Regions from separate parts of the Homo sapiens genome. Here regions 2, 3, 4, 5, 6 and 7 are each linked to region 1. The links are chromatin loops, found by intact Hi-C in ENCODE. Cell type or tissue: heart left ventricle. All regions are shown on one strand. Region 1 overlaps ST6GALNAC3 (ST6 N-acetylgalactosaminide alpha-2,6-sialyltransferase 3). Region 2 overlaps AK5 (adenylate kinase 5). Region 3 overlaps ST6GALNAC3 (ST6 N-acetylgalactosaminide alpha-2,6-sialyltransferase 3). Region 4 has its middle 40 kb from the start of ST6GALNAC3. Region 5 overlaps PIGK (phosphatidylinositol glycan anchor biosynthesis class K). Region 6 overlaps PIGK (phosphatidylinositol glycan anchor biosynthesis class K). Region 7 overlaps PIGK (phosphatidylinositol glycan anchor biosynthesis class K).

Evidence for each region. Hi-C counts contacts between places; a loop is a spot of excess contacts. Peaks named below come from ENCODE experiments on the same cell type or tissue, not always from the same donor. Only the 100,000 strongest peaks of a DNase experiment are listed, where the experiment ranks them.
Region 2: it touches region 1 in a loop (5-fold over the local background); 14 of 110 quality-filtered maps call a loop at or near these places.
Region 3: it touches region 1 in a loop (2.7-fold over the local background); 33 of 110 quality-filtered maps call a loop at or near these places.
Region 4: a loop joins it to region 1, with 3 times the contacts of the local background. A loop is called at or near these places in 13 of 110 quality-filtered maps.
Region 5: a loop joins it to region 1, with 15 times the contacts of the local background. A loop is called at or near these places in 64 of 110 quality-filtered maps.
Region 6: a loop joins it to region 1, with 6 times the contacts of the local background. A loop is called at or near these places in 39 of 110 quality-filtered maps.
Region 7: it touches region 1 in a loop (4-fold over the local background); 72 of 110 quality-filtered maps call a loop at or near these places.

Annotation. Positions count from the first base shown.
Region 1 is chr1:76,152,747-76,156,746 of GRCh38, reverse strand. The region is part of intron 1 of ST6GALNAC3 (ST6 N-acetylgalactosaminide alpha-2,6-sialyltransferase 3); the gene reads right to left. Among named protein-coding and RNA genes, the nearest start is that of ST6GALNAC3, 80 kb to the right of the region's middle. RefSeq lists a silencer at 2,357-2,466. In heart left ventricle, CTCF peaks have their summits at 2,249 and 2,452 (motif pointing left); a DNase peak (open chromatin) is centred at 2,466; H3K4me3 peaks cover 955 bases; H3K27ac peaks cover 373 bases.
Region 2 is chr1:77,531,738-77,535,737 of GRCh38, reverse strand. The region is part of intron 12 of AK5 (adenylate kinase 5); the gene reads right to left. Among named protein-coding and RNA genes, the nearest start is that of ZZZ3, 150 kb to the left of the region's middle. In heart left ventricle, a CTCF peak has its summit at 1,841 (motif pointing right); DNase peaks (open chromatin) are centred at 1,874 and 3,647.
Region 3 is chr1:76,322,947-76,326,946 of GRCh38, reverse strand. The region is part of intron 2 of ST6GALNAC3 (ST6 N-acetylgalactosaminide alpha-2,6-sialyltransferase 3); the gene reads right to left. Among named protein-coding and RNA genes, the nearest start is that of ST6GALNAC3, 250 kb to the right of the region's middle. In heart left ventricle, no CTCF peak of the experiment used is centred here; no DNase peak of the experiment used is centred here.
Region 4 is chr1:76,033,045-76,037,044 of GRCh38, reverse strand. No RefSeq gene overlaps it. Among named protein-coding and RNA genes, the nearest start is that of ST6GALNAC3, 40 kb to the left of the region's middle. In heart left ventricle, a CTCF peak has its summit at 1,785 (motif pointing left); no DNase peak of the experiment used is centred here.
Region 5 is chr1:77,124,717-77,128,716 of GRCh38, reverse strand. The region is part of intron 9 of PIGK (phosphatidylinositol glycan anchor biosynthesis class K); the gene reads left to right. Among named protein-coding and RNA genes, the nearest start is that of MIR7156, 67 kb to the right of the region's middle. In heart left ventricle, a CTCF peak has its summit at 2,275; no DNase peak of the experiment used is centred here.
Region 6 is chr1:77,142,058-77,146,057 of GRCh38, reverse strand. All of the region lies in intron 9 of PIGK (phosphatidylinositol glycan anchor biosynthesis class K), which reads left to right. Among named protein-coding and RNA genes, the nearest start is that of PIGK, 75 kb to the left of the region's middle. In heart left ventricle, a CTCF peak has its summit at 2,311 (motif pointing right); no DNase peak of the experiment used is centred here.
Region 7 is chr1:77,132,561-77,136,560 of GRCh38, reverse strand. All of the region lies in intron 9 of PIGK (phosphatidylinositol glycan anchor biosynthesis class K), which reads left to right. Among named protein-coding and RNA genes, the nearest start is that of MIR7156, 74 kb to the right of the region's middle. In heart left ventricle, no CTCF peak of the experiment used is centred here; no DNase peak of the experiment used is centred here.

The DNA of each region.
Region 1 (4,000 bases):
AAAAAGGCCAGGGCTTTTTGGAGAAATGACTGATTCAAGGACTAGGGCAGAAGATGTACAAGATAATCCTGGAGTATCTTGTAGTGAGTGCCACAAAGAAAGCAAGAAAGAAACACCTCAAAAACAAAAACCCGCAATGATGGGGGTGTGTCAAAGGGACACAGGAGTCACGTGAAACAGCTCCCAGAGGCAAAAAAAAAACCAAACAAAATCTAGTAGTATACTATTTGATTATAACTCAAAGTATGGAATAAATCTCTATGAGTCCATATTGATAGAAATAAACAATTGAATACGTAAATAAATGGGGAAGAAGAGAGAAATTTTCTGTGCAGAGAAATTTCAAAAATGTTTATAGGTACTGTGCTCTCTGAGGGTGGAATATAACTCCCCCTCCTTAAGTGTGGACTACACGTGGTCACTTTCTTGTGATAGTACAGTATAAAAAAAGGAGAGGGGACAGTAACTTTACGAGAAGAAACCTGACAAACACCGTCTCAGCGAGGTGATGACGTTCAACATCTACAACGTTAAATCATGTTAATAATATGTACCCTGAATATGATGTGATAAGAATGGCATTTTCTCTCTGCCTTCTTCCTCTCAAAAACCCATAACCCCAGTCTAATTATTAGAAAACCTTAGACAAATTCCAAAAGAGGAACCTTCTACTAAACTCCTGAGCAGTACTCCTCAAAACTGTCAAGGTCATTAAAAACAAGTTTAAAGTCTGAGAAACCACTACCGCCAGCAGGATCTTAAGAAGACATGACAACTAAGGTAAGGCGGTATCCTGGGTAGGCTCCCGGAGCAGAAAAAGGACACTAGGTCAAAATAAAGGAAATCCGAATAAAGTATTGGCTTCAGTTAATAATAATGTATCAATATTCCTTCACTAATTGTAACAAATGTGTTATGCTAATATGATTAAAACAACAACAACAGGAGAAACTATATGTTAAAAATAGGAGGCCGGGCGCGGTGGCTCACACCTGTAATCCCAGCACTTTGGGAGGCCAAGGCAGGTGGATCACGAGGTCAGGAGATCGAGACCATCCTAGCTAACACGGTGAAACCCTGTCTCTACTAAAAATATTAAAAAAAAAAAAAAATTAGCCAGGCGTAGTGGCGGGCGCCTGTCGTCCCAGCTATTCGGGAGGCTGAGGCAGGAGAATGGCATGAACCCGGGAGGCGGAGCTTGCAGTGAGCCGAGATTGCGCCACCGCACTCCAGCCTGGACGACAGAGACTCCGTCTCAAAAAAATAAAATAAAATAAATAAAAAAAGGAGAAAGTGGGGGAACTCTTGCTATATTCATAGTTTTTCTGCAAATCTAAAGCTGTTTGAAACAAAGTTGATTAAAACAACCAAAAATTACCCATGCCTGGCACATAGTAATTCTCTATAATAATTTGGCTGTAGTGACGGTAGCAGTAGTACTCATGGCTCCAGTGTAGGCGCATGGAGGAGACGGGGGTCGGGGGGCAAGATTTGCTGAGTCCTTTATGTTCTTCCTGTGGGAATTTAGGTTCAAAGGTCCAGGAAATAAACTGTCACTGTGCTGGTCACCACCCAACAACCACTTCTAGACCCTGTACCAAGGGCAGCAAAGCCCGTAGCTTTATAGTGACTTTGTAGGGAGGAGGGCACTCCCCGATTCCCACAAATAAAGAGAAGGTCACCCTCACATACACACATCCTCCAAGGCAAAAAAAATAAAAAATAAAAAGATTGGTGGAAATGCAAATGCAAAGAAAATGCAAAGATTTCAATCAAGAGGTGTTTTGTAATCAGAAGGAACTTCTAATCAAGGGCCAAGAAACTGACCCCACCCAGTGGCTGCCAGATGACCTAAAAACCCGGAAGTCAGAATGGTGGTTTTCGTTAAATGGTAGCGCTCCCTGGTGTATTGAGCTGGTGAAATATGGCTTGTATTTCCCTTGCCTGCATGCAGTCTTAAATCCTCCCTCAATAGAAAATCTCCTGTCAGGCTGATCCACACTAACCACGGGCACTCCTGCTCTCCCCAAAATAAGCAAGATCAGCCCAGGAAGTCAAGTCCTCATCTCCTGTCAGATGTCAACACAAGCATGCTACGGCCACATTGCAACCAGGTTAGGGACAAAGAAGAGCAGCCTGGATGTACAGCATTACCAAGGCGGATGCTTCTGTGAGCGTCAAAAACCCTGGGTTACAATCACGTTTCACTAACGAAACACAAACAAGCAGTGGCTGTGCTTCATTTGCAACAGGCGTTTCCAGACACTAATATTGCCCACACTTGCTTGAGTTGGAGAATGTCTTTACATTCATAACAAACCTTGAAAGTAGAAGCTGAGACACAAAGTAGCAGCTTAAATGCAGTGCTCTTCGGGGACTTCACTAAGAAACAACCTGAGTGTTCCCCAGTACGATTGCTTTAAGAGTGACGAGAGCGCCCTCTCGTGGGGGAGAAAGGGCCCTGCATGCAGGGTGCAAACCTGTGAGGGCCAATGCACCACCGGCTACGGGGTCAGCCTGGGTTGGATTCATGTGGTTGGTGCCTGCTCTGTTTTCTCCTCCTCATGATCTTGGTGGTGTTCCAAGAGAATTGTCCACCCACATAAGCAAGAGAAAATTCCAGGGGTGAAATGACTGGACTATTTTTAAGCCGACTGGGCCAGGTTGGGTTTCATGTCTCTCCTGATCAGTGTTTGCCTGAGTTTGCAGCTCATTCTCATCACGGAAAAAGCCCTCCCGACTACAGACGGCGGGACAGGCAACTCATCACTGTGACGGAACCCAAGCCAACTCTTTAAGCCAGTGGGCAAGGTCTTAGATAAGACACCAAAATGGAGAAAGTTGCCCATTGCTGAGGGGCGCCCGTTTGGACAAACAGCAAAATGGGGCCAGCCAAGAGCATCATTTCAGACAGAGAAAAACGAGAAGGGAAGGGGCTCAGAGGCATTGGCCTGAAACAGAATATGACTAACTGTTCCCTGTCTAGGTCAACTCCTTAGGACATAAAAATAAGCCACTCAAACAAAGCCATGGTTAGTGTTTTAAACAAAATATAGATATGTTTAAAACTTAGCAACACAGGACAAGTTATACCAACAGCAAAACACAGAAAAATCTGAGGTGAGGGAGTAAGGAGTAAGTCCCTTTGCCTGAATTCATGCCATGTTTTATTAAAGTGAACAAGGAATAGCCATGCTTGAAATCCCCTCCCCAAACGGCTTTGTTAGCTGGACACAGCCACTCCATCTCAGGTGTAATTTCGCACGCACAGGCAGGTGAGGTCCTGAGTTGGGGACAGCTCTCTGGCGGTGAGACATCTCCCCAGAGGCTCACAGGTACACTCTAGCCGCCTATGGGTCTATAGGAGCCCTGGGGAAGAAAAGATGGAGTTTCTGGTTTAGATTAGGTTATTCTGGCAACAAAAAGGAAAGGGCAGGGGAGGAGAACATTATCAGTGTCCTTCAAGAACGGGCAACTTCAGAGGGTATGCAAATAGGCAATAGCTATAGGGGAAAAAAAATTCACAATGGCATCCAAAAAATGTAACTTAAATTAAGGATGTTACGTCATTTTCCACCTATCAGAAGGGCAAAATGAAAAAGCATGACATATCCATTACTGAATATCTGAGGAAAGAGACACCAGACACCACTATTAAAAGGAGCAAAAATGGTCTTCCCACTTCTGGAGACCAGTTGTATCCAATATCTTCAAAACGTGCATATCTTAAGGTCCGGTAATTCCCTTCTGGGAACTCTAAAATAAGACTTGCACAACATTTTCCAATAGGAATATCCCTAAAGGTTTATGAATGACCACATTATAGAGCTTATATTTTGGGCTTCAGGAAATAAGAAAATAAGGACAGAATTCAACCACCAAAAGGCATCTAAGAATTAAGGAAAATGTTGGTGGAACCTCTAAACCTTTTCTCCATGTTCCCAGTGGATATGGTCTATGGCTGATCCCATGATGGGAAATCTCTGCCCAACGGTCAAAA
Region 2 (4,000 bases), 1.4 Mb before region 1:
GGTCCCAGCATTACACTATGGTGCAGCTGGGACTGGACTCCATAGCTCCCCCCTTCCAGGTCAGTTCCCTTCTACACACTGCCTCAGAGCTGTCTCTTGCCCTCAGCTTTTAGGCCACCTCACGTGATGCAGACGAGTATATGCCACCCACTGCAGCCACTGTCTGTCTTCTTCTGCACTGAGAAGAAAGGAGTATGTATGTGTGAGGGGGTGTTTCCTCTAATGTGAAGCCTTTCCTGACCACCTGAGGCACAGCTAATCACTTCTCCTTCAAGCCACCGTGATATAACAGCCACAGGTGGCATTCTGTGGCTGTGCCTGTACTGTGTCAGGTGAGTGGGGCATAATGCTTTAGCACACAGAGGCTGGAATCAGGCTGCTTAGGGTCAAACCCTGGTGTCATGACTTGTCTCCAGGATGGGCTTCATCAATTCGTTATCTCACTTTACTTGTAAGCTACTCTCCCACTGAGACACAGAAACACCTTGAATCTGACCTGTAACTATTTTGACCAACAGACTGTAGCGGAAATAATGTCCATGCTTTTAGAGTCTAGGTCACAAGAAAGTTTGCAGTTTCTGTCTGGTTTTGTGGAACACTTGCTGCAGTGGGGAGTCCGCTGCCATCTAAGATGTCCAACTATCCTGAGACTGCCAGGCTGAGAGGAAGCCCAAGTTAGCCATGTGGAGAGGCCATGTGGACGGAGATGCCCTACCAGCCCCCAACTGTTTTAGATATCCCAGCCCTGGCTCCAGACATGGATCTCAGCCCCAGCCACTGTCTGAGTGCAATTGCATAAGGAACCCCAAGTGAGAACCAGCCCGCTGAGCCCCATAACTTCCAGAACCACGAGAGATAATAACAAATTGTTCTTTAAAGTTTTTATTTTCTTTTCTTTTGTAAGAGATGGGGTCTCGCTCTGATGCCCAGGCTGGAGTGCAATGGCTATTCATGGCATAATTATAGTGCACTATACAGTCTTGAACTCCTGAACTCAAGTGATCCTCTTGCCTCAGCTTCCGGAGTAGCTGGGGCTACACACACATGCCACTGTGCCAGACTTACATATTGTTCATTTAAACTGACTTCCTCATTAACTAGAAGTCTGACTCAACTTCTCTGCATCTGAGTCTTCTCATTCATACAATGAGGATGATCATAGGATTGCTGTGAGGATGAAATAAAATTAAATAAGGTAACATACGTATGCTCCTTGGCATACAGCAGACACTCACTAACGATTCACTGTTACGCTTATTTCCTCTATGAGGCTTAGGTTCCCCGTGTGCAGGGATTAAGAATTCTCTGCTCCTAGTCCCAAGTCTTGCACACAGTAGGTGATGAAGAAATGTTTTAATGAATGAGTGATGGTGGTATGATCTGTGTTATGAGTCTCCCCATCTCCATATCCTTCTCTTAAATGTTCTTTTGTCTCTGGGACATGCTTACTTTGCATCCTCCTCCAACCCTGGATCAGAGGAAACCATTACTCCCCCTGACCTTGCCACATTCGAGCTGTGAGTAAATGAAGGCTTGCCACCACTGTAGAAAGTGTGTGGGGTGGGATGAGAACAAAGTTCAGTCAAGAAGAGGATGTTTAGGCAACACGGAGAACTCGTAATATCGTGAGTTGCCAGACAGTGTTGGTCAAACATTTATCTACCTCCTCTGAGGGGTGTACTTTAAGGAACAGAGTGGAAACATTCTCCAAAATCGACAACAGTGCAATAAACCTCTGGAATAGGTCATGCGACTTTTCTGTCTGTATTAATTGGAAGGAAAAAAAAAAAGAGCATTTGTGCAGCAAGAAAGGCTGGGTGAGGGTTTAGGAAAAAAATGACCCTTGTTCACCAGCAGAGGGCGAGCTTGGGAGGCGGCTTAATGTTCTCCCTGAAACAACTTTGGGTTAGGGTTGCATGAGACAGCCAGGCGATTTTTCCAATTGTGGGGTTATTTTCAGGCCATTTGTGGGGACAGGAAAGATAATTCAGGGACACAGGTACAAACAGAGATTATATGTCACTGAGCAGGAGCCGGCAGCAAATGACCTTTTAGACCAAAATAAGCACGGGGCAGAGAGGTAGCTTTTTCTTCCACACTGATTCCCAAAGTGTGGCCCACGGACCAGCAGCATGTCATTTGGAAGCTTGTTAGAAATATAGACTCTCAGGCACAACACGCGACCTGCTGAAGCAGAATCTGTTTTTTTTTTTTTTTTTTTTTTTTTTGGTGACAGAGTCTTGCTCTGCAGCCTAGGCTGGAGTGCAGTGATGTGATCACTGCAACCTCTGCCTCCCAGGTTCAAGCAATCCTCCTGTCTTAGCCTCCCAAGTAGCTGGGATTACAGGTGTGCACCACCACACCCGGCTAATTTTTGTATTTTTAGTAGAGACGGGGTTTCACCATGGTGGCCAGGCTGGTCATGAACTCCTGACCTCAAGTGATCCACCCACCTCAGCCTCTCAAAGTACTGGGATTACAGGTGTGAGCCACCGCACCCAGCCTAGAGTCTGCATCTTAACCAGATCCCTAAGTGAGTCTTCACAGCATCATAGTTTGAGAAGCTACTCTGACAAGCCATTTTCCTGTGCCAAAACTAGGGGGTTTGACCTAACCTCTCTCTCCTGGAATCAGCACTCTCTTCCTATATAAAAAGCTATCGATCAGTTATTCTATTTGGAAGTGACCTGAACCATTTGTTTTTAATACCTAAAATTTTTTGAAATGTTTCAATGAGATACCATCTAATTTTTTTCAAAATGCTTCGCTATGTATCATTAGAAAGTCCCTTGGAGTAGCTGTCTGGTTCCTAGCTCTGCTCTTGTTTTCACCGGACTGTGGTTAGTCTTCAACATCAAGTAAGCAGACGAGCAGAGAACTCTGCCCTTGGCTGAATGAATCAGAGACTTGGGGACATTGGCCTGCCCCCAACATCACCCTGCTGGCACCCTGGGGCTCTGGCACCAGCCTCACCGGATTCTCCATGGCCTTTGGTTTTCAGGGGACCTTAGTTAGAGCACAAGTGCCCTTGGAAGGGCTGCTGAGATGCCATCAGCAACATTTCAGCAGCTGGCTATGCTTCACTGTGCTAAGGGCTTTACAAACAGCCATCCCATAAGCCCTCTGGCGCTCTTGCCGGGAAGTATGATTATTCCCACTTTAAGGATGAGGAAATGGAGGCCCTCAGAGGTTAACCTTCCCAAGGTCACTAGGGACTAGTGAGTGACAGGCCTGAAGCAGATACATGTAACCCCAAAGCTTGGTGACCTCACCCTGATGGAGAGAGCCAACGCCTTCAGAATGAAGTTTGGGCAAGAAGCTGAGTGGGCCAAATGGAACCAGGAGAGGGGGGTGGGGCCGTGGGAAAGGGAGCGAGTGGGGTGGGGTGCCTACTCACTTATTTTATTTTTCAGAAGCTGCCTCTGCTGCCTCTTGGGATCTAGTGGGACTGAGAGGTGACAGCATGCTGGCAGCCCTCACAGCCCCCGCTCGATGTCAGCGCCTCCTCCGCCTTGGCGCCCACTCTGGCCGCGCTTGAGGAGCCCTTCAGCCCGCCGCTGCACTGTGGGAGCCCCTTTCTGGGCTGCCCAAGGCCGGAGCCGGCTTCCTTAGCTTGCAGGGAGGTGTGGAGGGAGAGGCGCAGGCGGGAACCGGGACTGTGCGCAGCGCTTGCAGGCGCGTGCGCAGAGCTCCAGGTGGGCGTGGATTCCGCGAGCCCCGCACTCGGAGCGGCCGGCCGGCCGGCCGGATGGCCGCAGGCAGTGAGGGGCTTAGCACCTGGGCCAGCAGCTGCTGTGCTCGATTTCTCGCCGGGCCTTAGCTGCCTCCCCGCGGGGCAGGGCTCGGGACCTGCAGCCCCCGCCATGCCTGAGCCTTCCCCCCCACCTCCCCCTGGTCTCCTGCGCGGCACCAGCCTCCCCGACGAGCGCAGCCCCCTGCTCCACGGCGCCCAGTCCCATCCACCCTGAGGAGTGCGGGCGCAGGGCGCGGGACTGGCAGG
Region 3 (4,000 bases), 170 kb before region 1:
TTGTTTACTATTGTTTGATAAGCTCTAGTCAATGCAATCAATATTGAAAAGAAATGAGAAAAAGATTATTTAAAAACATTGAGATTGCATACCTAAACAATGCAAAAAAAAAAAAAAAAACCCAAAACTTCCAGAACTTAATTAGAAGAGTTCAGTATAGCAACCAAATGCAGGAAAACATATATAAAATTAATAGTATTTTTGCATGCTAAAATAGTTACACATATCATTTTAAGAGCTGGCACTCAAGATAAGAAAAATACAAAATATCCATGAATAACAGTTTAGCAAACATTTTTTAAGCTCCTACTAGATACCACAGGAAGTCTACTTGAAATGTACATTCATAGTCTTTTTTAGCAAATTACTTAACAATTACTTGTGTAGATAAGATATTAGTAGAAAAGGCAATTGTTCTAATAGTGTCTGTTTTCAAGTTAACATTTAATGCAATTCCCATAAATATTCCACCAGAATGGTGAATGAAATTATTTTTGGCAAATAGTCACTCTCTCTACTCTCACCTTCATAGGAGGAGTATACTTCCCACTCCATTGATGTTGGACTTGCCCATGTAACTTGACTTGACCTCATGGTGGGTGAAGTGCACTTTACTCCCCCCTTCATTTTGGGCCTCCCTTTGATCAATGGGATGTTAACAGATGTGAGGCCACCAGAAGCTTGCAATGTGCTTTCAAGATTGAACTTAGTCTTTTGTGCTTTTTCCACCATGAGAAGAATATGCCCCAGGTGGCTCAATGGTCATTGGTGAAGAGAGACACATGAAACAGACCAGGACCCAACTTGCAGCTTTGGAACTAAGCACAGCCGATCTCAGCCTGGATGGCAACTGGTCCACAAAAACATGAGCAAGAATAAACAATTGTTTAAGCCACTGAGTTTGGGTGATTTCTTACACAGCATTATTATGCAAATAGTTTTCTGACACACCCAAGATTTCCCATCTACTTAATAAAATGATGCTGAAATTCATACAGAGGTGAATTTATTAAAGATTTCTGAAAAAAGATGAGCAAAAAGAAGTAGGTCTAATACTACAAGCAACAATTATATAAAAATAGCATTTACCAAAAAAATGTTGATCAATGAAACAAAATAAAGAGCACAAAAAGACCAAATATATATATATATATTTGTGTGTATGTATACCAATGGTAGCAATAATATAATAATAATAGTAATAATAATTGTAAAAATAATTATTTGTGACAAGTACTAGATTGTCAGAGCTCACAGGACAATATTTTCAGCATGTCTACCATTCCGGGGGCATGCTGGAAATATTGTCCTGTGAGCTCTGGGAAAGATACCTGAAAGATAGCTAACTTTCTTCAATCCAATAAATATCATTAAACACTATTGGAAATAAATAGTTATTGGCAAAATACAACACCATACCAAGCCACCAAAAAGTTATTTACTTTCTACCTTTTCTTCCTAAGAATATCACAAATAATTTACCTTGCAAAAAACTTGGGCTGCATTGCAATAGAAAAAACTGTTATAGTGTGTAAGTATAGATGAAAGAGATTAGAAAGCCACACTGACTTGCACAGCTGTTCCTGGGGAATCTTTGAAGAACTTGTACTTCTTAAAGAGGACAGGAATTATTTCTAGAATACTCACTATTTCTCTGCCAAAATATTTATTGTATTAAATACAGAATATTAAAACAGTGATGTATTCACAATGCATGTATCTTATACATCCCTGCCCTATGGGGCTAGACTAGTATATTTCAAATTTTTTCAATTCACCTTCTCCTATGGTCTTCTCCATCTCAGTCAATGACAATTCCAACCTTCCAGATGCACAGGTCAAAAACCTAAATACCTTTTTTAAAAGCAAACCTTCCTGTATCCAAGTGTTCTCATTGTTCAATTCCCACCTATGAGTGAGTACATGCAGTGTTTGGCACATGTATACATATGTAACAAACCTGCACGTTGTGCACATGTACCCTAGAACTTAAAGTATAATAAAAATATATATATGTGAAAAATTAAAAAAATGAAAGTGCAATAATTAATAAAAAAAGCAAACCTTATATTTTGGAATAGTTTCAGATTTATTTAAAAATTGAGAAGATAGTTACCATATAGCCCACACTCAGTTTCTCCATTATCAACATCTCGTATAGTATAATACATTTGTTACAATTAATTATTATTAACTCAAGTCCATACTTTACTCATACTTAGTTTTGATCTAATGTCTTTTTTTCTGTTCAGGAGCCCATCCAGGATACCACATTGCATTTAGTTGTCATGTTTCCTTAGGACACTCTTGGCTGTGGGGGTTTCTCAGACTTTCCTCGTTTTTGATAACCTGAACAGTTTAGAGGAGTTGTCATCACGTGTTCTGTAGAACGGCCCCCAATATTTATTTGTCTGATATTTATCTCATGATTAAACAGGCTTATGGGATTTGGGGAAGATGGCCTCAGTGGTAAAGTGTCGGTTTCATCACATCATACCAAGGGTATATACTACCAACACCATTTGTCACTATTGATGTTAACCTTGATCACTTAGCTGAGATAGTGTTTGTCAGCCTTTCCACCACAGTTACTATTTATTCTCCTTTCCATATTGTAGTCCTATTAAGGGAGTCACTAGGAGAAACCCACATTTAAGGAATGGGAGAATATTCACTTTTTAAAGTATTCCAAACAATATATTTATCTAGACATTTTAAATCCTATTCTTTAAATGATAGTGAAAGTTCTAGAGTGTTTCACAGATATACATTGCTTAAAAAATACTTCTTCAACCGGGCATGGTGGCTCACACCTGTAATCCCAGCACTCTGGGAGGCCAAGGCGGGCGGATCAGGCTCAGGAGTTCGAGACCACCTTGGGCAACATGGTGAAACCATGTCTTTACTAAAACACAAAAATTAAGCCGGGCATGGTGGTGCACACCTGTTGTCCCAACTACTTGGGAGGCTGAGGCACGAGAATCACTTGAGCCTGGGAGGTAGAGGTCGTAGTCAGCCAAGGTCACACCACTGCACTCCAGCTTGGGCTATAGAATGAGACTCCATCTCAAAAAAAAAAAATTCTAGTAATAAATACAATATGTGCTCATTGTAGAAAATTTGGAAAACATGTTTTTTAAAAAAATTCTAAAATTTACAACCCAGATATAGACCATCACAGTTAATATTTTGAAGTATTATCTCCAAACTTTCTTTCTATGACTACATTTAAAGAGTTAAAATAATCTTTCACATGTTATTCTACCTTCTTTATTAGCCTTTAACATTATGAAAAAATTTTATTTATCCCTAGGCAAAAAGTGTTTTCTTTTTTACAATTTCAGAGCCTAGCACAGTGCGTTGCATGTAGTAAATTCAACAAATGGGATTCCATGAACTTACTGACTTCATGAATTGGCAGACACTCTGTGAAACCATTTAAAGGAATTTGTTGACTAGGATAGTCTTAGGTTCTTGTTTTGCCACACAGGACAATGAAAGACACTAGCATAGAATCAATACTTTGGGGGCCTTGAAAAATTAGTTAAATCAGTAAAATAGTATGTACTCTGTAAGAGCTAAAAGAAAATGGCACATAAAATACTTAACACAGTGACTGTCATTTAACCTAACCACTGAGGTATTACAATTTTATTTATTTATTTCTAGTCATTATATTCAATTATTTTTCAGAGATATTTTATTTTTGCTAGAACTTTGCTTCCCATGTATTTTATTCATTCTTAATCATTTTTATAGTCTGTGTTTGACACAGGCCTGCAATCCCTTATCTAAAATCATTTGAACCAGGTATACTTTGGGATTCATAAATGTTCATATTTGAAGAAGACAACAGAGCAAATACTCAAATACACATATTATGAAACACCACAGCAGGGTATTTCTAGAGGTAATTTTTGTATTTTTACAAAATACAAAATTTTTGGGCATGGTGGCAGGTGCCTGTAATCCCAGCTACTCGGGAGGCTGAGGCAGGAGA
Region 4 (4,000 bases), 120 kb after region 1:
GAATGTAATTTGTTTATCCAGATCCTAGAGTATTAAGAGATTTGTGCAAAACTGAAATTTCTAAGTTGATTTTGAAGATTCCAGATGTTCCATTATTTATTCAAAATGTCAAATACTATATCATATACAGGCTTGGGGTTAGGTTTTCATGTAAGGCTAGAGTAGGATAAAACATACTGTTATGTATCTTTTAATAAAAGGATTAACAAGGGAAAGATATTTGTCTTCTATTCAGAAAAACTATTTAGCACTTATAGAGCTTTGATAAAATCAGGATTGTCAGAATCGTGATTTCTGGAGAAATATTAGAATGATCCAAGCTTCACTGCACACCTTTGAAATCAGACTCCCAATGTGCAATCACAAAGCAGGTGGGAGCTGGGGTTTGAAATCACTGTTCTAGATTAACTGCTTTCTTATTGGAGAATATGCACAAGAAAAAAACCAGAAAACTCAAGAAAGAGGCTAAAAAGCCTACCTCTGTACATTTCAGGGCAATAATTCTGTAAATTTGTCATCATTTGCAGTCTTAATAATTCCTACTCTCAGAGCCAGCCCAGCCTCAAAAATCTGCATTTTAACAAACTTTCATGTGATTCTGGTCTTAGGGTACCATTTTCAAACATTTCCTGTGGGCTCACTTTAATAAGAATGTGGCTGTTGTTAAGCAAAATGCTTTGTGCTATGAGAGGAGAATGAGAGTTGAAGCAATAATATTCAAGGTATGCAGTATGGTTTCACATGCTGTGATTTATTGATGATGATAAGTGATAGGTCATTCTAATCAGTCAAATTATCCATCAGGTATTAGTGTTGTGTTCCAACATTGAGCATCCCATGATCTGTGGATCCCTTTTGACTCACACGCTAGTTCCACAATGAAAGATTAGAGTTGTGCCCTCATAGAAAAATTGCTGGGGATAATGAGCATGCCATTTTCTCACTGACATTCTTCTATTAAATAATGTAGGTAATTTAATTTGTATGGATATACATTCTTTCTAAGGGACTTAAATATATCCCAAATCTCAATTTTTAAAGTAGCCCATAAATAGTTAATATATCATAAATTGGTCTTCATGCCAAAAGGTTCCAAGAAATTCTTCACATATATCACCTCATTTAATCCTAACAACAGCCCTATGAGATAGATACTAAGAATATTCCTATTTTACATATAAAAAAGCAAGGTGTAGAGACATTAAGAAACTTCGATACAGTCATGTGGCCAGTAAGTGCTGGAATCAAGATTTGAACTCACATCTGTCAGACTCCAGACTCATGTAAAAGAACCAAAGGCACATCCAGGCCTGGCTGATTCTCCCAAATGGACTAAAAATATGGGGAAATGGTTATATTTTATTGTATGGTTTAGACTAAGGAGCAAGAAAGCTGCTGCTCCTTTTCTGGACCGGGAGAGAATAATGGAGAGTGGTCTTCATTTGCCTAGTTTTAATCTATGATATGATGATGCTCAGCAAGCAGTGGTTCATGTAACCACTCTCATAGGGCTCTCACAGTTTAGTCCTCAGCCTGAGCACTGCCCACCGTACACCTTTCCAGAGAACATCACATCCATGTGTAATGGAAAAGCTCACGTATAAGTAAGGGGGCTTCTTGTTTAATTTGAAGTATATTGCTACAAATAGTTTTCTGTTTGGATATCAAATCATCTGGGCAGATATATGAAACTGATGGGTTGAGAATAGGTGGACATTTTTGAAACTCTCAAAGGCAAACAATGCAAGGTCCATAACTGTAAGCTACTAGGCAAACTGATGCCACCTCCTGACAAAGCCAGGACATTTTAGACTGTGAAATTATAGAGGAGGAACAGTCAGTTATGAATACAAAATGCTAACTGCAAATCACATCTCTGGCAATCTCAACTACCGGAACATAGCCAGAAACTAAAAAACAATAAAAAAAAATGACTTCTGAAACAGTAAAAGAGAAATCAAAGCCCATGTGCTTATCTCATACAGAAAAGCTTGGCTGTCACTTAGATCTTACTGACTTCTACTTTAGAAACAATTTTAGGAATCAACCCAAATGCCCATCAATGATAGACTAGATAAAGAAAAGTGATACATATATACCATGGAATACTATGCAGCCATAAAAAGGAATGAGATCATGTCCTTTGCAAAGACATGGATGGAGCTGGAAGCCATTATCCTCAGCAAACTAACGCAGAACAGCAAACCAAACACCACATGCTCTCACTTATAAGTGGAAGCTGAACAATGAGAACAATGGACACAAAGAGGAGAACGACACACACTAGGGTCTTTTGTGGGGTGCAGGGCAAGGGGGAGGGAGAGCATCAGGATAAAAAGCTAACGAATTTGAGGCTTAATATCCAGGTGATGGGTTGGTAGGTGCAGCAAACTGCCATGGCACATGTTTACCTATATAACAAACCTGCACATCCTAAACATGTATCCTGGAACTTAAAATAAAATAAAATAAAGATTTTTAAAAAAGAAACAATTTTAACAAAGTTGGTAATCAGCAATAAGTGGGGCAGATGCTAGTGTGAAGCACATTCATAGCCCCAGTAATAGCTGATAACTGATGGAGAAAAAAATCTTAAAAACTATTTTTAAAAATTCAGAAATAGAAAGTTACCACAGTGTGAGAATAAAAAAGGGTAATAGTTCAAAGCCCTGCATGTCTCCTGGTCATAAGGACATCATTCTACTACAGCCTATTAGATTCCATTGTATTACTGATAGACACATTAGTCACGGTCCATCAGAAAGTCATTCATTAATATGCTGCCTACTGTTTAAAAGGTAGGGAAGGATATAATCATTTGAGAAAGAGGCAAGGAGAAAGACTTTTCACTGTTACCTTTTAATCTTAGGGCCATGTTGTTTAGTCAGCTTGGGCTGCCATAACCAAATACCACAGACTGAGTGGCTTAACAGAAATTTATCTTCTTACAGTTCTGGAGGCTGAAAGTCCAAAACAAAGGTGACAGCAGGCTTAGGTTCGTGAGGCCTCTCTTCCTGACTTGTAGATGGCCTCCTTCCCACTGTGTCCTCACATGATCTTTCCTCTGCATGCATGCACTCCCCATGTCTCCTCTTCTTATAAGGACACTGGTTCTTTGTATTAGGGCCCCACTCTTATGACCGCATTTAACCTTAATTACCTTCTCAGAAGCCCTATCTCCAAATAGAGTCATATTGAGGATTAGAGATTCAAAATATGTATTTTGGAGGGAGGGGGGACAACAAAACATAACAATGTGAATATAATACTTATTCAAAAAATGAAATGAGTTTAAAAATAAAAAAGCAAACATTATCCTGCTGCCTCCCCCTCCTCCAGTTTATTGAATGTCTACTACGTGCTAGGTGTATGGTAGTACTGGAAGAAGATTAATCACAATAGAGGGAACTCACAATAGAGTTGCAAAATGAACAACAAGATATTTTAATATTTAATTTCCTGGGAAAATGAACAGTCATTTTCAAATGATATTTCTAAGATGTTGCTGTATACAATGTATCAAACATAGTATATGAGGTATGAAGTATTCTGTTCTCTTTCCATCCTCGTCTACTTTTATTCCTCTCTTTTCCCTTCTTAATTCTTTCTCTCCTCTTATTTCTTGCTTATATTTTCGGTAACTCTTCTTGTTCTGGATTAGGGCCTCTCATTCAAGTAGCCTGGAGACCACTGAAAGTTTCAATTCACTCTTGCTCATTTAAGAGAATTTAGGGCTCAGTAAATATTCTCACTTTTATCTCACGCTCTTGCTTAGGATGGAGGGTAGCAAGGATTCTAGTTTCCACAAAGGACTTGCTTTCACTCCTTTACCTTTCCCGTGTTATTAATATTTCAAATATCTTCTGCTTACTTACAGAAATTTATCCAATGAAGTATGATTTTGTAGTCAAATTATTGTACAAAGGGACTGAAGAAATGTGATTCTGGTTTCACTCTTTATTGTAAAGACCTATAGAAGGCCAAGAAGTCAAGGCAAGTG
Region 5 (4,000 bases), 970 kb before region 1:
AATATACATTAACTCCTGATAGATTTAGTAGAGTTCAGAGTAAGTGCTCAATGATTTTGACAAGTTTTTTCTCTGACATCCCCCAGAACTCTACACTACTATTTTAGAATTGCCTTTGACTCTACACAGATAGTTCCTTGTGCATTCAGGTTAGCTGGTTGTGTGAACTTCTGGAAAGCCTGCCTATAATTTTTACCATACAAGAAGTTACTTTTAAAGTCTCTCAAATGAGAAAAAGAGTTTATTTTTCTGGGATTTTATTATATCAGCTTTACTGAGTTGCTTGGCAGGTCTTCTTATTTAACTGGTGTGTGCATTTTTATACTACATTGGAAACTGACAGTAAATAAGATGTGTATCAACAGTTGGGCCATAAATTAGTGTAACCTTAGTTCTCTTTGGACTTAACTTGCTGTTCTCTGCCTCATATTATGTCTTTTTTCCCTGGCTTACCATCTTTCTTGTGCTTCTTTAAAGTAGCTTTTAACTGAAGTTCTATTTTCATATCTTCTCTCACAAGTTTTTAGTTTGATAATTAGAAAAATAGTGATGCAGGGAGTTTGGAGGGGATCTCATTTTGAGGGAAATAATGTATTAAATTGTTTTCTCATTGCTGTATAATCTGTTTTCACAAAAATAATCTTTAGTGACTCTTGGGACCTTTCTGAATTTGTAATAGCATTTTGTGTTTGTCTCCATTGACCAATAAACTTCAGTTTTCTTCACTCGGAGTGTCTTTAAATTTTCAGGTTTATCAATTATATCTTGTACAATATGTGTTATCTATTATATAACTATATGAACATTTAAAAATGCAGTTTAGGAGTGTGAACTTTTCTATCCTTTTTTCCAAAGATTGTAAGAAGAAATTAATTTGATTTCTCTATTATTTCCTTTTAGTTTCAAGTGCTTCTTTGAGCTGTCATTTTCAAAACAGGTTATACTAACTATTGGGCTACCTTCCTATTTTTGGTATGTGTAGAGAATTTCTTCCTAATGATTTTGGATTACTCTAGATGATGTGTCTTTAATTATTTATTGATATTCTTAATTTTTAGTTTGTTTCTAGCATAGCACAGTGTCTCTGCTTTCTTGTTCGTTTTGTTGGCTTTATTTCCAGTGTTTGGAAAGATGCTTTGGCCTTCTACCTGAAATAAACTATGTAATTTTATGTTTATTTATTTGTGATGGGGTCTCACTATGTAACCCAGGCTGGTATCTAATTCCTAGGCTCAAATGATCCTTCCTCCTCAATCTCCCACGTAGCTGGGACTATAGGAACATGCCATCATACCTGGCTGTATGTTATTTTATACGTGAATTGTCTGATCTCAGTGTGGCACTATAGAATATAAACTTTACTCTTTCTGAGTTAGAGAGAACCTTCTGTGTGGACACAGTAAATAATTTTACAGTGTTATTTTAGGAGTACTTGGATAGCACAGAAGAGAAAGATTTTTCAGGCACTGGATAAACATGAAAGAGAAAAAGGATACAGAAAGCACAGGGGGATTGTAAAGACTAACTTCATAGGCTTCATAATTTGCCAGGAGTATTTTATTTATGCAGAGGATTTGGACAGTATTTTAATTGTCTTTTCATTTGAGATGGTAGTATGACTCTATTGGAGTCAAAATCCTATTATAAAGTAAGCAAATACCATGTGTTGTCTTCTACAAAATCTCTATTTAAAAAAATAGTAAAGCAAAATAAGGAATGCACAGCTTTTTCCATGTAGAAATTATTCCCTTATTAAGTTATTTAAGTAGATTTTCTTAGTGAAGGACCTTGGAAAGAGATCATGGAAAAAGAACATTCTTTTAGGGGGGCTTCTGAAATGACTCAAAATGTTAAGTAAAAGGAACACTTGGATGACTTTAAGAAAAGAGAACTTTACCATTTTACAGGAGAAAAGTTCCAGGTTCCTTTAGGATGGCTGCCACATGTAAATTGAAATTAATATTTGTAGTTTTCTCATTCTGAATTATATATGGTTTGTCAGAGACCTGACTAATAATGATTTGCAAGATGGGGCTTAGAATGTATGGATGACCTTAAGGTGACAATCTTGGGAAACCATGAATTCTGGGATAATGGAAGACACCTTGCAAAGGACAGAGTGGGGCTGTGGTGTCCCTTGGAGTCGTGGTGGTGAAAGGAAAGAAGAAAGCAGCTGAAGATAAGGGCACTATGGGAACAAGATGATTTTTTTTTTAAGACAAATCTTGTCCCTCCCACCACAAAAAGTGCCACTTATTAAAGCAACTACACTTCAGTGAAGCCACAGAAGAGGGTGCTGTTGAACTGAGAAACCTAGTAAGTCAGCTTACCTCCGTTCACCCTCCATTGCAAGATAACTTGTTACTGCTCATTCTAAAAAAGCCAATACAAATAATCCTCAACAGAAAAAGAAGCCAGCACCTTTACAAAGTCACAGTAAGTATAAAACAAAATTAAAATCAAATCTTCTTAGTAAATTACACACACACAGAATGAAAGCACAAATAAAAAGGGAAGAAATCAAAGAAAAATTACAAAACAGGAAAACTGAAATGAAACATCTGAACACGAATAACCTATATTAAACAAGCAATTGCATTATGAAAGGACACCATGAATCAGACATTCAAAAACTCACAGTTGAAATGGACAAACAGGAAGATATGTGAAACAGCAGCTGACTGAACTCGGGAAAGTAAATGGTGAAAAAAGACAAAAATCATCTCAGAAATGAAAAGTAAATCACAAGGTAGACAAGGGAAGATAGATATTCCAAAAGTTCAATAAAAGACGTAAAGAATGGAAAGAGCCAAGAAAATAATCTGCAATAAGAGAAATAAAAAGGATCAGAAAGAGAATTTTCCATATATTTAGTTCAACACCTTGAACTAGGAAACAAGTGGAAAATTAACAGATATGGTATTTAAAGTTATAATAAAACTTTTTTTGAAATAAAATGAGATCTGAATTTCCATATTGAAAGGACTCCTGTTTCCTGTATACCTGGGAAACTTGATTTATAACAATCAACTTTTAAGATATAGTATTAGACCTTAAAACAAAAGGGAAAATAAAAGCTGCCTGAGCTTCTAAGCCAATAAATTAGTAATTTAAAAATTAAAAGTAATTAAAAATGAAAATAATTAACATAGAACCAATTTAGCATCACACTTCTTGATATCAAAATAAAGCAAGAAAGCAATGGACATGTGTTTTTAAGAAATTATAAAAATGAGTAATCATTTTAATTGATTATGAAACACTGGATAAGTAAAATACTCATATATCCACAGTGATACTCAAGATTACTTGTGAATTGCATTTGGAAAAAGTGCTGCTGTTATTAAGAAACATTTCAGACATATCCTTGGTTGATAAACATTTTGCTGAAATATTTAGATGTGAACTGTCATGGTATCTGCAGCTCACTTTTAAATGTTTCCGTGAAAATAATATAAAAAATACAGAAACATGTTTGGAATTTTTCATAACAGCTACATGGCATTTTAAAAAGTTATTCAAAACAAGTTGCCAGATTTCAAATATTTTTGTATACCTAAAGAATATCTTTTATATTGAGTAAGAGACATTTTGTGAGAAAAAAATGTATTTCATCTTGTTTTAGATTTTTGGAAGAGCCAATGAAGAGTGACTTTGTCATATTTCTTTTATACTCTTAGAATTAATGTCAGTGATTTAATTTTTATTTTTTCAGAAGATATTTATTAAAACTGCTGGTGCCTTAACAGGAATCAAGGCACTGGAATCAAACTGCACAAGTGGTCACTGTATTCTTCCCACCATTGACCACAGTAGAAAAGAAACAAACAAAAATACATCATTTGCACTTAAGAATGTCCTTGATAAGGAAGGAAAAATATTGAGTTGTTCGCTTTTTTATTCTTGAGTTGTATTTATGCATTCTTAATACAAGTCCCTTTTTGGTTATATGATTTGCAAAAAGTTTCTCCCATTCTGTAGACTGTTTTTTCATTCTGAT
Region 6 (4,000 bases), 990 kb before region 1:
TCATTTTTGACTTCATAGTGGGTTTATCATGGTATTAAATTCATTTTCAATTTACAGTATTTTTTATTTACAATGAGTTTATTGGGACATAACTCCATCATAAGTTGAGCAGCATCTGTATTTATTCCTCATTGAATTATGTTGATCCCTTTGTCAAAAAATCATGTTTTGGGGGTCTATTTCTGGACTTTATTTTGTTGCATTGTAATATTTCTATCTTTATACCACTATTACATTCTTGATTATTGTAGTTTTATAGAAACTCCTGAAATTATATAAGTCCTCCAAATTTTTTTTTTCATTTTCAAGGTTGTTTTCAGTGTTCTAGGTTCTTTGCATTTTCATATAAGTTTATGAATCAGCTTGTAGGTTTCTTAAAGTAAAAAAAGAAAAAGAATAAAAGCCTACTGGGATTTTGATTGGGATTGAATTAACTTTATATTGGGCTGTATCACAGCTTAACAGTATTGAGTCCTCACAATCCGTGAGTATATCTCTACAGTTATTTAGATCTCATGTAATTTCTCTATATTGTTTTATTGTAGATATTTCCTACACATTTTATTAAATTTATTCCTAAACATTTTGTATGTTATTTTTAAAACATTACATTTGTTTGTTGCTCAAATGCAGAAGTATTACAATTGATTTTATATTGACTGTTTTTCTGAGATCTTATTGATTTGGGGTCAACCCAATTCCAATCAAAACCCCAGCAGGCTTTTTATTTTTTTATTTTTCGGTAGAGATTGACAAGCTGATTCCAAAATTTATATGGAAATGTAAAGGACCTACTATAGTATATATTACATTATTGAACATATGGATTCTAGTCTATTTATAATATTTACTAGGAAATTAAATCAAAAGTTAAATTTACATATTCAATAGTAACATCTCTTTGAGATTCGGGTAAAATTGATTGTGAAGAATATGAAACTATGATCACATGATTCGCTTAAAATTGCTGATAGTAAATTGATACAATTATAAAACTTTATGAACCAAAAATTCACCAAAATGATTCAAGTAACAGTTGACAGGATTTCTCCTATACTTTTCTACATGTTACTATATTTTTCAAAGTGATTAATTTACTCATCAGTATAATTCCACATTATCTCAGCATTTTATTTTGTCATTTATTTTATATTGTTATTTACAGCTGTTTGTCACTTCAGTTATTCAAAAGCTCATTAAAATGAAATTTCAGAAATTAGATGTGATTCGTTTAATTTATAAAGGCACCAAAACATAATTAAATTACTCATTTTGTCATTTTGCATATGGATAAAGTTCTTATTGTTATAGTTTCAAAATGGATTGGTCATATCATGGGTAGTTTTTTGTTTTTGTTTTTTAGCAGTTTATTTCACTGCCCTATCTGTAATTAACAAAAGCGTCTATTGAGTTGCTTTATGACTTCTAAGAAATCAGTATATATAAATAGTATAGCACAACATAGTACCATATCCCTTTGTGTTAATAAAACATCTCTAAATATAAATTGGCAAATATGTTTACTAGGAGTAGTAGTTTCCAACTAATGTTTATTAATATTCTTAAATATGTCAAAGCAAAGTTAATTTTAATTTAAACACTAAATGCATAGCACCTAAACTTTTTGATTGTATAAAATCTACAAATCATATGATATTTATAAAACAATTAGAGGCAAATTCATTTGGATTTTTAGACGATAAAGTTCTGTATCATATGGAAAAATAAATTCTGAGACCCTTAAGGTTTCTTTTAGTTCTTTGATTTATGTCTTTTTGATTTATGTGACTCTTCTGATCTTTGCACTAATTGTAATATTATTGTTCCACTCCACTAAATTAAATCTTACCATTCTAAATGAGTTAACAGACTTACTTATTGTCTACTATCTGACATTATAGGGGATATTACAATATAATAATAAAAGCAAAGTCATTGGAATCAATAAGCTCCTAAATTCAGATCCTCTGCCGTTTACTAGCTATGTAACCTTGGGAAAACTACTGGACCTCTTCTGTCCTCAGTTTCTGCATCTGTAAAATGAGAATAATAACTCTACCTCATATAGTTATTAAAGTAATTTTTATTTTGCTTAGAAAGCACTTAATTCTATGCCTCAAATATAGTGAAGCACTCAGTAAGTGTTAAGTATTATTGAGAGAACTTATCTCACACACTGATAAAAATTAATTATTGCTAGAATTCTATTTGAACTGCATTTTAGCCATTTAGCTGGTTATCAATTCTGCTTTCAGTAATATAAACTAGTTATTTCATATTTGGTGGATTCTCATTTATAGAAATACTATACAGAATTTGGAAATTGTGTTGTACCAGAAGATGGCAGTAGTATCATATATTTGTATATAGGGAACTGTCTAATATTTTTAAATGCTGGCGATCAAGGTAGGTTATACCTTCAAATAAATTATGATTGTTGTTTTTTCAGGCAACTGGTAGAGAAAAATAATTTTGATATTGAATTGTCAGTTTATAAAGGTTGGTAAAAATTTCTCTCTATATGTAAATTTTTTTATATGGCTTTTATTATGGGGGAAAAATGGACCTGGTAAATGATACAGACCTGCGGTCTTTGCTTATGATATCCTTTATGTTGGATATCAATTTTGGGTCACAAAAATTTTTTATAAAGGATGGTAAAAATTTCTCTCTATATGTAAGTGTAGGCTTTAAAAAAACCTAACAATATGGAAGTTTATCTATGAAATAGATGAATCTATCAGATACTTATGGCATATTTTTAGATATTAGTTTCCATGTTATTAAATACTTGACCAAGAAATTGAAGGGTCAAAAAAAGTTAAGGGGTGTTTGTGTGTGAGGATTATTTATTACTAATTAGTAATAAGACAATCTTTATTTCTAGCTTATCATTGGGGAAAGTGTATTCCATTTTAAAAATTGATTTATACAATAACACTTTAGGATTGTAGCTGTTAGGTAAAACAAGAAGGAAAAGACATTTACATTAATATATAAATCTGTAATCCCATTTCAGAAATGTCAATTTTTGTTGGCATAATGGTGTGCCTTGCTACTGGGTTTTCAAATATTCTACAAGTGAAGTATGGCCAAATTGCCCCCTCCTAGTGCTAGAAGAAACTTTTAAGGCAACATGATCTAGTAGAAAGAGCACGGAGATGAATGGACTTGCATTCAAATTTTGCTTTTTTTGGGTTCCCAATATGGTTTGACTCTGTGTCCCCACTCAAATCTCATCTGGATTGTAATCCCCATGTGTGGAGAGAAGGAGGAAGGTGATTGGGTCATGGTGTGATTTCCCCCATGCCATTCTTGTGATAGTGAGTGGGTTCTTATAAGATCTGATGGTTTTATAAGTGTCTGGCCTTTCCCCTGCTTGCACTTCTCTCTCCTGCCACCATATGAAGAAGGTCCTTGCTTCCCCTTTGCCTTCTGCCATGTTCGTAAGTTTCCTAAGGCCTCCCCAGCCATGTGGAAGTGTGAGTCAATTAAAATGCTTTCCTTTATAAATTACCCAGCTTGGATATTTCTTTATAGCAGTGTGAAATGGACTAATACAGTACCTTATTTAATCTCTCTAAGACTCAGATACTTTATCTGTCATAGGGTGATCTACTCTCTACCTTCTGAGTTATTTTGAAGATTGAAGGTAGTGTATATAAAATGAACATACTTTGTCAATGCCTTTTTAAAAGTGTGCCATCTAAAACTCATCACAGTCATATTGATGTCTTCCTCCAGTGCAAGAGATACAATGAGCAATACAATGCCATCTTTATTTGGTGTATTATAGTTCTGTTTCTATAGCTTGATTTGTGTTTTTATCAGCCATGCCATCTATAGCCCATTCTGACAGGAATTATTATTAGCCTGACTTTCCCATACTTACCAGTGTAGCTGACTTAAAAAACAAAACAAAACAAAACAAAAAACAACTCAATTTCAGGATTTATGCCTATTTCTTTATGTTTTTATCTTACTAGTGTTAATTCAGTAT
Region 7 (4,000 bases), 980 kb before region 1:
TTTTTTTTTTTTTTTTTTTTTTTTGAGACGGAGTCTCGCTCTGTCGCCCAGTCGCCCAGGCTGGAGTGCAGTGGCGGGATCTCGGCTCACTGCAAGCTCCGCCTCCCGGGTTCACGCCGTTCTCCTGCCTCAGCCTCCCAAGTAGCTGGGACTACAGGCGCCCGCCACTACGCCCGGCTAATTTTTTGTATTTTTAGTAGAGACGGGGTTTCACCGTTTTAGCCGGGATGGTCTCGATCTCCTGACCTCGTGATCCGCCCGCCTCGGCCTCCCAAAGTGCTGGGATTACAGGCGTGAGCCACCGCGCCCGGCCGACAGCAAACATCTTAATAGCAACAGCGGAAACCAAAAGATAGTACAGTAATACCAATAAAGTACTGAGAGAAAATTACTATTAGCTTAGAATTTAAGCTGGCTAAGCTACCATTAAGGACTGAATGAAAAATAAGGACATTTTCAAACATGCAAAAGCTGAGAGTGTTTGGTATCAAAATACCTTAATACCTAAAGGGATGCACTTTTTGAAAAAGGGAAATGAACCAGAAAAGAGGTCTGAGTGTAAATAGGAACGCTGTAATAAATTGGTAAAATGTGAGTAAATTTAAGCAAAAACTGAATATATTTTATAATTATGATGATAATGACAATGACAATAATTATTTGGGGAGTAAGATAAACCAAAGTATTAATGTATTTAATAACAACATTGTGTAAGAGAAGAGGAAGTGATTGGTTAAAGTATTCTGGAGTTTCAGCTTTTTTTTTTTTTCCTTTGGGAAAAGGGTTGTAAATTTTAATAGCTTTAGACAGTGAGGAAAGTATGCAGTTTACATTTTTAGAGTGATTAATAAATGAATAGAAATAGAGGAAATAAGATCAGAAACATTGCAGGAGAAAAAGTGAAATTAAAAAATCAATGAGAAGGCAGTAAAAGGAGTGAAGAGAAATAATGATAATTTTTTAATCACATTTTAAATAAGTGAATAATAATAGTTTATAACAATACTGCATTAGGATAAAAAGAGGCATAACTACAGACAGAAAATATAATGATATTAAATAGTTGAAAATGAAAGGATTACAGGCAACTACTGCTCACCAAAAGAAAGCTTAAATACTTATAGTGTAAAATATATACATAGTACATATACATATATGTGTATACACATAGTACATAGTACATAGAGTATATAACATATAACATTATTAATCATAAGCAAGATAACTAAGTAAAGGTTTATCTCATCAGGAAGAGAAAAGCATGTTAAACTCTTAATTAGTAATATAACCACAAAATATTTAAAACAAAAATTTACATATTTAAAAAACAGGTTGATAAGTTTATCATTATAATGGAATATTTCAGTATTACATTATCAGAAACCAATAAAAGAGCCATCCAAAAGTTTTAAAATTAAAAATGTAAGCAACATAATCAATAAACTTGAGCCAAGAAATTGAACAATTAGGGAATAAGCATTCTCTTTAAGACCAACTGTAATGTTTACAAATATTAACCAATACTAGGCCAAAAGAGTAAGTCTTAATAACATAAGGTGTTGGAATCTTGAGGAGCATTTTTTTTCGGATCACAGTGTAATAGTTATAATCATGAGTAAAAAAGAATTGTTTAAAACATATATTTGGGAATTTGAAAACACTCTTTGAATAATTCTTAGAATAATATTTAAAAACCTATGAAAATTAAAAAAATACTTGGGACTAAGTGATAATGAAAATATCAAAAGTAGTAGTGTACAATTTCTACTTCTGAACAGGATGGAATAATTTGCAGTAGGCTTATGAGCTCACCAAGAACAATTAGGAAAGGCAGATTAAATCGTATTTTTAAAAATATCAGATGTAGAAGCAATGAGGACTGAGAATCTAAAAATCTAGATTTGGGGAAACTTCTCAGAGATGAGCTGAGAATCTGTAGCCAATTTTTCTCTGTAATCATTCGCCAATTCTGGGAGTAGACCAAAGGTTGAGAATCTGGGCTTGGCAGTGGGCCACTGCTAGAGTATAGAGAAATTTCACCAGCAACATTTTTGGTGACTGTGTTAGGCTAGAGTGACATAATTGTCATTCACTCAAAATAACTTTCCTTTTCAAGATATTTGCCTCAATCATATTACCAATTTTCCTTTCAAAATACTTGCCAAATTCTAAAACTAAAGGGAAACTAAATTACTAAGCAAAAAACATCTGATAACCAGAGCTATGAATTTACTAGTCTTGTATTACTGAGGAGATAAACATCTTCAGGATGAGAGCCCCTTAAGAATGTACCAGGTAAGAGGTGACAGCTCTGGAGATTGTGGTGAACTAATGCTGACAGTTTCTAGCCACTTTTTTCTCTTGGGTACACTTGCTTTTTCCGGGTGCAGCAAAAGCAGAAGTCAGCAGACTATGGCCCATGGGCCAAATCTTCTTGTTGCCTATTTTTTAAAATAAAGTTTTATTGGAAAACAGCCTTATTCACTGATTTACATATCATCATGGCTGCTTTCATACTATAATGATTGAGGTGATTAGTTGCATAGAAAAGTCACATACCTCTGCGCTATAGGTGAGAATTTGGGCTTGGCCTCTGATAAAGGGTTACTAACGGGGACAGAGTGATCAGTACAGCTTTTGGCAGTTCAGTGAGGCTGGCATGCCAAATTCTTAAGCTGTGCAGGACAATAGTCCAAAAATGTAAGTCAGAAACCTTTGAAAATTATATTAGAAATCTCTATAGTCTTACTCTCTCTGTGTTGAGACAAAGACCTGCCAGGCTTTCAACTGAAAACCTTGAAGGGCCTCACCATTAGAATAGGGCCACATTAAGGTGTAATGAATTAGTTTTATCAAAATTTTCAGGTGGTCTAAATTCAGCTCAGTCCCTGAATGAGTAAAAGTGATCAGAGTATCACTCTTAACTGCCCAGCAGAGGAACACATGGACCTTCTTAAGTGGAAAATAACACTGTATATAACCTTTCTTAAGTATGCAGTTTCCTACATCCATCAATTAAAAATTACTAGTACACCGTAATCATATACCAAGAGAAAAACAAAACACAGAATATAGAAGCAAACTCAGAAGTGATCCAGAACTTGGAGGTAGTAGACAAAAACTTTAAAATAACTATGTTTAAGATGTTCAAGAAAATAGGAAAAATATTCTTGAAAATAGATGAAAAGGTGGGGAGTTTCACCAGAGCTTATAACTAAAATAATGAACATTCTAATATTGAAAAATATGGTATCTGAAGTTAAGAACTCAATCGATGGCTTAACAGCAAATTGGATACAGAAGATGATAGAATTAGTGAACTTGAAGACAGTACAATAGAAAATATTGAAACTGAAGCACAGAAAAAACAAACAGTACGAGATATGTTAGACACAGAAAAATGGTCCAACATGTGTGTAAATAACATCCCAAACTAGATGACAGATTGAAAATAAGGAAGAACAGACAATATTTAAAGTGATAATAAACATTTTCCTAAACTAATGAAATATATCGGACCACATATTCAGTTAATTCATTGTAAGCAAAATGAATGCAAAGAAAACCACAATTTGCCACATCATAGTCAAAATGCTGAAAAAACATAGAGAACAAACTTAAAAGCCTGACAGAGAAGGAAAGCCTGACATTATCTTTAATACTGACATATTATTACAATCAGAACCATAAAACAATAGAATGACATGTTTAAAGTGGTGAAAGGAAGAAAACTTTTAACCTATCATTCTCTACACAGCAAAAATATCTTACATAAGTGAAGATGAAATCAAAATGTTTTTCAGACAGAGAATTTGTTGCCAATGCACTTGAAATAAAATAAAACTAAATGAAATTCTTCAGCCAGAAATAAAATGATTATAAAGAGAAACAACAAAATTCAGTAAAGAATGAAGAGAGCCAGAATCAGTAAATATATCAATTAAAATAATTGACTATTAATCAGACAAAAAACCCCACCATCTTGTTGAGTTTAAAGTAT